2 separate regions of the Homo sapiens genome follow, and region 2 is linked to region 1. Evidence: read pairs that join two places in POLR2A ChIA-PET (ENCODE). Cell type or tissue: A673. All regions are shown on one strand. Links, peaks and the distances in the headings refer to the core of each region. The heading gives the core; the rest is flanking DNA.

The links. Peaks named below come from ENCODE experiments on the same cell type or tissue, not always from the same donor. Only the 100,000 strongest peaks of a DNase experiment are listed, where the experiment ranks them.
Region 2: POLR2A ChIA-PET joins it to region 1 with 5 read pairs; 2 of 35 experiments call an interaction of 5 or more read pairs at or near these places.

The regions. Positions count from the first base shown.
Region 1 is chr18:12,968,385-12,972,857 of GRCh38, reverse strand. SEH1L (SEH1 like nucleoporin) reads right to left here. Exons shown (of 9, transcript NM_001013437.2): 5 at 1,607-1,705. Among named protein-coding and RNA genes, the nearest start is that of CEP192, 21 kb to the left of the region's middle. In A673, for the core only: no CTCF peak of the experiment used is centred there; no DNase peak of the experiment used is centred there.
Region 2 is chr18:12,742,474-12,746,946 of GRCh38, reverse strand. All of the region lies in intron 1 of LINC01882 (long intergenic non-protein coding RNA 1882), which reads left to right. Among named protein-coding and RNA genes, the nearest start is that of LINC01882, 4.7 kb to the left of the region's middle. In A673, for the core only: a CTCF peak has its summit at 2,620 (motif pointing left); DNase peaks (open chromatin) are centred at 1,356, 1,636 and 2,606; H3K27ac peaks cover 573 bases.

The DNA of each region.
Region 1 (4,473 bases), core at 684-3,183:
TTTACTTTAACAAGCCCAACACTTCATGAAGCCTCTATAAAATGTGCTATTAATAGGGCTCATAGTTTTTACAGCTTAAAACTCCATGAAAATCTCTAAGACCATTTCCCATCACTGCAGCACATTCTACTGGACAGCACTGTTGAAGACTGAGCCTCTCTGCAGACACCAACAATCTAGGAAGGTAGAAGGTGTAAGATCCCCTTGGTAACCCAGATGGTAACATTTGGAATTGCAGAGCCCACGGGAGTAACACTAGTTCCTTCTCTACTGCTGGCCCTGCCTAAGATCTGACTATTAGACTCAAGAATTTTGTCTAGTACCTGCGAAGCCCATCTGATCACCTGACAAGTGCTCTCTTCTCCTGTAAGACTGAGTAGTGTGCCTCTGAGACACTGCTTTTGGCTCTCAGAAGCTTTGCAGACACTTGTATCTCGGCATGACCAAAATTAACTTACCTTCACATGCTGCCACACTCTACCCAAATCTGCCTTGTTCCCAGAGTTCCTTATCTCAAGAAATTACACACATTGAAATTACACACTGAACTCTTAAGCCAGAACCTTGGAAATCATCTTAACACCTTCCCCCTTCTTCCTCAGTTCAGTTCTCAAATCCAATCAATCACCAGATCCTATTGATACCACTTCTCAATTATTCTCAAGTTGTCCACTTATCTCCATGCCACTGCTACTACTATCCCAAAGCCACGTACTCTCCCACCTGGACTGTCTTCATAGCATCCTAGCCGTGAATCCACCATGTTTCCCTCCAAAACACTTGTCACACCTATAGAAGATCCATCTGATCCCATTATTCCCTATTCACATCACCTGTAAGATAAAACTGAAACAATGGACATTACTTCTTATAGATACAAGTCTTGCCTATTTCTCTCCACACTCATTTTTGCCCAGCATGTTCCAACAACAGTATAAATATACTCCCTCTCTCTTGCTCACGGCCTTACCACATGCAGTTTTCTCCACCAGGAGTGCTTCTGCCCTCTTTGTCTGGCTAACTTCTACTCACCCTATAGGTCATCTTCTAGGTGAACCTTCCTAGCCCCTAAACCAGATTAGGTTCCCCAGGTATAAGCTCTTTAGCACCCTAATTCTTCCACTTCATAAGATTCATCACCCTTTTTTACTATTATTTTTTGTTTCACTGCAAGATGGTACATCATACTGGGAGATCAATTACCTTCTCCTCTTTTTTTTTTTGAGGCAGGGTTTCGCTCTTGTTGCCCAGCCTGGAGTGCAATAGCGCAATCTCAGCTCACTGCAACCTCCGCCTCCTGGGTTCAAGCGATTCTCCTGCCTCAGCCTCCCGAGTAGCTGGGATTACAGGCACCTGCCACCACACCCAGCTAATTTTTTGTACTTTTAGTAGAGACGGGGTTTCACCATATTGGCCAGGCTGGTCTACTTTCTCCTCTTTATCACTCATGCCTGTGCTATCACAGCCTAGCACAGAACTTGGTATATTATAGTAAATCAGCAAACATATGATGAATGACACATAATTCTGTAAATGAATAAAGAAATAACATTTTAAAAAATTAAATGCAATTCTGAACAATTATTAAAACCAAAGCAGGACTGACCTGGTGTTTTCATTATATTCAAAAATCTGAACCTTGGCCATTGCGTTGGGGCTACTGTCATCACTTCCTACGGCGATCATGGGGGAATGAGCACGAGAGCTAGAAACGGGGAGAAAGAACATTTTAGATAACAAAAGAAATACACATTTCATTCACAGAATGAACACACTGGAGGCAAGCAGACAACCAGCTTACAGTTAGCCTGTCACACTACTAGTGAATCTAGGTCTCTGCCACATAGCTGACATGGCCACACTGCAAGTATGCACCTGAGAATGTCACACATGGGAACTGAAGATTCCATCCTTATGAACTGTTTTTAGCATATTCTTATGGCTCAGATAGAAAGGAGCTCTTTGCCTGAAAAAAGCTTTCAAGCATTCAACATATTTTTAAAAGATACTTAAGAGGTCTTAGTAATTTTTCCTCCTGAAATTTTTGGTCATTAACTATGAAACAAAAAGTAACCCTACTGTGACTAACTTCATGACAAAAAGATCTTAAGTGCTTTGACAAAAAGAAGAAACACTGCGGCAGGGTGGCTCATGCCTGTAATCCCAGCATTTTGAGAGACTCAGGAGAGAGGATCATTTGAGGCCAGGAGTTCAAGAAGAACCTGGGCCACATAATAAGACTCTATCTCTACAAAAAAAAAATTTGTTTAATTAGCCTGGTGTGGTGGCATGTGCCGTTTGTCTCAGCTACTCAGGAGCTGAGGCAGGAGGATCACTTGCGCCCAGGAGTTGGAGGCTGCAGTGAGCTATGATCGTGCCACTGCACTCTAGCCTGGGCAACAGAGTGAGAGTCTCTTTCAGAAAAAAAGAAAAGAAGAAGAAAAAACAGATGGACAGGGGAAAAGTGGAAAAGACTACCCCTGCAGAAGTCACGATCCCCACGTCATTCCCCTCCCTAGACTCATCTGTGGTCAACCTCATTTTGAAAAAGGCAAAAGATGAGCAATGAAAGAATGGCTCTCCTGAACTATAAGCTGAATGACTTTTTAATTTCTATGCCTAATTAACATAATTTCCTTTGCCTCCCTCATCCAGATTAATTAATATCTCTGTAAACCTGGCACCCTTGCTTAACCTTTAGCCTCAGTATTGTGCACTACTAACCTCTTAAAGCTAAAAACAAAATGTGGTAACTGACAAAAAAAATTAGTTCTTTATTACTAAAGCTTCAGGTAATTAGATCAAATTATCTAATTAAGAAAAGTACCAGGCAAACTACAAAATGCTACAGTAATAAAATAAAATTATAAGTTATTTATAATAATTTTTGGCCATTCAAATAGATGTAAATTCCACAGCAATTTCTGTGTCTCACAAACTTCCTTTTGCGTTTTTTTCCTGTTTTTTTGAGACAGAGCCTTGCTCTGTCACCCAGGCTGGAGTGCAGTGGCGATCTCTGATCACTGCAACCTCCACCTCCTGGGTTCAAGTGATTCTCCTGTCTCAGTCTCCTGAGTAGCTGGGATTACAGGCGTGAACCACCACACCTGGCCACAAACTTCCTTTTTCAGTGTTCTACAAATACTTGGTTTTGATTTTTTTTTTTTTTTTGAGATGGAGTCTCACTCTGTCGCCAGGCTGGAGTGCAGTGGCATGATCTTGGTTTACTGCAACCTCCATCTCCTGGATTCAAGCGATTCTCGTGCCTCGGCCTCCCAAGTGGCTGGGATTACAGGCACGCGCCACCACGCCCAGCTAATTTTTGTATCTTTAGTAAAGATGAGGTTTCACCATGTTGGCCAGGATGGTCTTGATCTCCTGACCTCATGATCCGCCCACCTCGGCCTCCCAAAGTGCTGGGATTACAGGCGTAAACAACCATGCCTGGCCAAGATTTTTTTTTTTAATTGAGACTGGAGTCTCACTATGTTGCCCAGGCTGGACTTGAACTTCTGGGCTCAAGCAATCCTCCTCCCAAGTAGCTGGGATTCCAGGTGTGCACCACCACACCCAGCTAAAAAAATGTGAGATTTTAAAAATTCTTTGTTGTTTTTTCTTTTTGGTGAGGTGGGGGGGGGGGGGGGGGCGGGTACAGAGTTTTGCTCTTGATGCCCAGGGTGGAGTGCAATGGCGTGATTTCAGCTCACCGCAACCTCTACCTCCCAGGTTCAATGATTCTCCTGCCTCAGCCTCCTGAGTAGCTAGCATTACAGGCATGTGCCACCAAACCCAGCTAATTTTGTATTTTTAGTAGAGAAGGGTTTTCTCCATGTTGGTCAGACTGGTCTCGAACTCCCGACCTTAGGTGATCTGCCCGCCTCAGCCTTTCAAAGTGCTGGAATTACGTGAGCCACCCCACCTGGCCTTAAAAATATTTTTAAATCCAGTCATGAAATGTCCAGACAGCAACCTGAATTGAGGATTACCTCAATTGTACAACCAGAACTAAGATATTCACATTTAAACCACTTTCTAAGTATGAGTCACAGCTAAACAGTGAGAAAAACCATCCAGCTTTCTGACTGAATAGTGTAGACAGATCACCTGGATCTCCGCCTCCCTCCAAAAGCCCACTGAAATGATGAAAGAATATTATCGTACAGGGCTAGAAATCTAGAAAGAGTGCCATTAGAAATCAAGAAATTTGGAGGGTTTCCAGGAAGTCAGGAAGCAGATCAGACTGAGAAAGAAAATACAAAGGAAAAAAGAGTCCGTATCACCATCAGTAAGTAGAAAATTCCAGAAGGTCCAACCTCCAATTAATAAATGCAAAGAATATAAATGAGTCACGGACAATCATGGAGTGATTTGGTCAAAAAACATTGTCTTAGTGAGACAATTAGAACTTGAAAAAGAAAAGGTAAGAGCTGGAAATAAAGGAGCACTCCAAAACCAACAGGGAAAGGGGCAGGG
Region 2 (4,473 bases), core at 1,078-3,577, 230 kb after region 1:
TTGTTTTGTTTTTTTGAGACGGAGTCTGGCTCTGTCACCCAGGCTGGAGTGCAGTGGCTTGATCTTGGTTCACTGCAATCCCCGCCTCCTGGGTTCACACCATTCTCCTGCCTCAGCCTCCCGAGTAGCTGGGATTACAGGCGCCCGCCACCACACCCAGCTAATTTTTTGTATTTTTAGTAGAGATGGGGTTTCACTGTTTTAGCAAGGATGGTCTCGAACTCCTAGCCTCAAGCAATCCGCCCACCTCGGCCTCCCAAAGTGCTAGAATTACAGGCGTGAGCCACCCGCCCAGCCCAGTCTTCCCAGTATTAAGCGGGAAATGGTCTTGTGCACTTCAAATGCATAGCACACGTTTTATAAGAAATTAAAGCAATGACAGTCTGACTGAGGATGACACTTTATACATTGAAAAATCCCACACTATGCAGCAAATGACCACATTCAGGCGTGCAATGCAGGGCCCGAGCCTCCTGTGTCTGCTGGCGGCCCTGGGTCTCTCTCCACCCCCCTCACCCTGTGTCTGTCCAGTGGCCACCCTGCAGGGACCAGATTTGCAGGCTCCATCACCCCCTCCTTTCCAGGCAACTCTAGCTTTCGAGGTCCCCCACAGGAGACCAGAGGGGAGCCAGGGCCAGGAGACAATTCTGATAAGAGATGATGGTGGCTTAGACCAGGCGACAGTGACAATGATAAGACATGGTCACATTCAGGAGATGCTTGGAAGTGGCACCAGGCTCAGGTGATCCTCCCACCTCAGCCTCCTGGGTAGCTGGGACTACAGTTGTACACCACCACACTTTGCGAATATTTTGTATTTTTTGTAGAGACAGGGTCTCGTCATGTTGCCCAGGCTGGCCTTGAACTCCTGGGCTCAAATGACCCTCCTACCTTGGGCTCTCTCAAAGTGCTGGGATTACAGGTGTGAGCCATCACAGCCAGCCTAATGCCTTGCTTACGATATCCTTGTAGATAAGTTACACACACATTTCAAAAAGCAATGCCCAGTCTTGGACTGTCTGCTTCAGAAGGATGATCTATTTTAGAAACAGTCATGGCTGACAGAGGCTCCTAAGGCCAAGTTTCTTAGGTCCCCATTTTGAGCTCCACTCTTCATTAACTCTTAATACAATTTTAATAAATACACTTGGCTATTTTGGTTTTCCACATAGCAGATTATATGTGACAAACTAAGAGGTGGGGGACTCAGGAGGGGAGGGGAGCTGGGAGAATACGGGGCTTGAATGGCCAAGTAGCAGGACCTGCTGCTACATGCAAAATGACAGTTGGAGAGCAGCAGTCTCGTCATCGTCATTCATTTATTCATCACATATTCATTAAGCAAGTGATACATACAGGCACTGTGCAAACACACTTCGCCAGCTAGGGAGAGAAAAACTGATCAAAGAGCACACAGACAATCCCATAGGGATTAAAATACAACACAGTCAATAATAACAAAACATAGGTTTCAATATCCCCTGCTTTAGAAGCTGAATCTCTTGAGAGAGATTTCCTTCCAGTGGTTAAAAATGAAAAGTGTTGGCATTTAAATGAGTATCAGTTATTTGGAAAACTCTCATAACTAGGATATTTCATTGCCTAACTACACCATTTCAGGGTATTTTAGTTAATATGCAAATTGCTAACAGCTGTGAGAACAAAACCACCACTGCATCATCACAATGGACCGAAGATGCCGGCGGGTTTTGCTGAGCTCTCTTAATTAAGAACTGCTATGGAATTTTTTTTAAAAAAGAGTATATATACATATATAAAATTTACAGAAAATATTATTGAAAATACTTATATTCACAGAATTTATTATCTTGGAAAAACAAATATTTTCAGAGCATCTAAATACAAAGCATCTCCATTCAAAGAAACTTTAAAAAAATTGTCGGCTGGGTGCGGTGGCTCACGCCTGTAATCACGGCACTTTGAGGGGAACCAAGGTGGGTGGATCACCTGAGGTCAGGAGTTCGAGACCAGCCTGGCCAACATGGTGAAACCCCATCTCTACTAAAAATACAAAAATTAGCCGGGCCTGGTGGCGGGTGTCTGTAATCCCAGCTACTCAGGAGGCTGAGGCAGGAGAATCGCTTGAACCTGGGAGGTGGAGGTTGCAGTGAGCCAAGATCGTGCCTTTGCACTCCAGCCTGGGCAACAAAAGCAAAACTCCGTGTCAGAAAAAAAGGGTCATTTTGTTTGTTTCAGTATAGTTTTAATCTGTTTAGAATTTTAAATTGAATTGCTGCCAGATAAATTAAGCTTCGTCCTCACCTCTTATTTCCTTTTACCTGATTTACCTTTTCTCAAAGGAAAGAGACAATTATATTTCTGCCAGCAGTAATGATTTTTTTCCCTACGAATATACAATATCCTTTAAAAACCATGTCATCTCAAGGTCAAAGAAAACAAAAACCAATGAAAAGGTGGAAGAGGGAATATAAGATGTAAAAATCTTATTTAGGTTAGAAACTACTCAGTAGAGTTAACTTTATAATCTGATATACCGTTCTGCATTGTGGAAATAACATACAAAATGCTTAGACTTTCATAAAGAAAAAAGAAATAGAACTTATGCATCAAAAGAGAAGATAGTCAAACAGTTCCCTCTACTGGAAGGTTTAATAGGAAGCTGGACATGCCATATTCTTTCATACTGTGATTCACAGAAAAGTCAGAGAGCGTTCAGCAAACTGGAAATGGGTCACTCAGGAGGAGGGGCATAGGGTAGGAAGGACCAGCTAGGAAGCAGTTTATAGTGGGACTGTATTCATCACTTATATAATTAAATAATTTTCAAAAGCAACATACACAATTCTATGTAATTTTTTTAAAATGCATATATATGCATTTATATATGTATTTTCAAAAGTTTGGGTAGTATCACACCAGAAGGTTAACAATTTTTAACTCTGGCTATAAGGATTATGGGTGATATTTGTATTATTTTTATATATTCTTTTGAACTATATTTTCTGAATATCTTATAATAAGCATGCATGCATCTCTCTTGCTCTCTTTCTTTTTTTGAGCCAGAGTCTTGCTATAACGTTGAACTCCTGGGCTCAAGTGATCCTCCCATCTCAGCCTCCCAAGTAGCTAAGGATTACAGGCATGCACAACCATGTCCAGCTAATTTTTAATTTCATTTTACTTTTTGTAGAGATAGGTCTCACCGTGTTGCCCAGGCTGGTCTAGGACTTCTGGTCTCAAGCGATCCTCCCACCTTGGTCTTCCAAAGTACTGGATTACAGGTGTGAGCCACCACACCAGCCTCAGGCTTATAATTAGAAATTGATTCTATTTATCAAGAAAAAGTGTTTAAAGTCTGGTAAAAAATTAGAACATAAAAGTATTTTCTTTCAATGAAAAGAATCTCATTTCAATTATTATTTTTAACATACTCATTATCTGCTTTTAACAGTTATTTAGTTAAGAGTTTATTCCCTAAGAAACAAATATTGCAGGGCGGGCACAGTGGCTCCACCTGTAATCCCAGCAATTTGGGAGGCCGAGGCAGGCAGATCACTTGAGGTCAGGAGTTTGAGACCAGCCTGGCCAACATGGCAAAACCCCGTCTCTACTAAAAATACCAAAATTAGCTGGGAGTGGTGGAGGGCACCTGTAATCCCAGCTACTTACTTGGGAGGCTGAGTGACGAGAATCACTTAAACACAGGGGACGGAGGTTGCAGTGACCCGAGATCACGCCACTGCACTCCAACTTGGGCAACAGAGTGAAACTGTGTCTCAAAAAAAAAGAAAAGAAAAGAAAAGAAAAGAAACATATATTGCAAAGATGAAAATTTGGTTACTCAAAATCTGCCAAACTAATTACTGAGATAACTAATGAAATCATATGTAGGAAGTTCCCAATTTCTCTGTGGATTGCGTGTTTCTATTATGTGGTTATTTAGAACTTGAAACATCATGCCATAGGCATAATGCTTTAAATGTGCTTCTTAAGTTGTGCTTCTCAAAAGTCTATCTTATCCAAAATTTAGCTAAACTAGTGTGTTATTACAATAAAAGTAGTAAACAATATTTGCAATGAATAATAGTGAATAATATCTCCTTAATAGTGGCATAACCCAAACTCATTTGGAGCCCCTTGACCTGTGCTGAAATGAAGTTCCTCAAACCCCATTTCTACAGTGTGGGGAAGTCCAAGCTGCTAGATTTCTGTGAATTCCTAGGCACATATTCTCTTATGGACTCAATATCAAAAGAATGTGCTCACATTAATGCATTAATGAGTAATGTAGGTTTGACTCAAGCTTCTTTAGGGGAAAGGAAGCAGGGCTTGTATTACTCAACTCAAAGATCTATTGTAGCTGGGCACGGTGGCTCACGCCTGAAATCCCAACCCTTTGGGAGGCCGAGGCAGGCAGATCATTTGAGGTCAGGAGTTCAAGACCAGCCTGGCCAACATGGTGAAACCCGTCTCTACTAAAAATACAAAAAT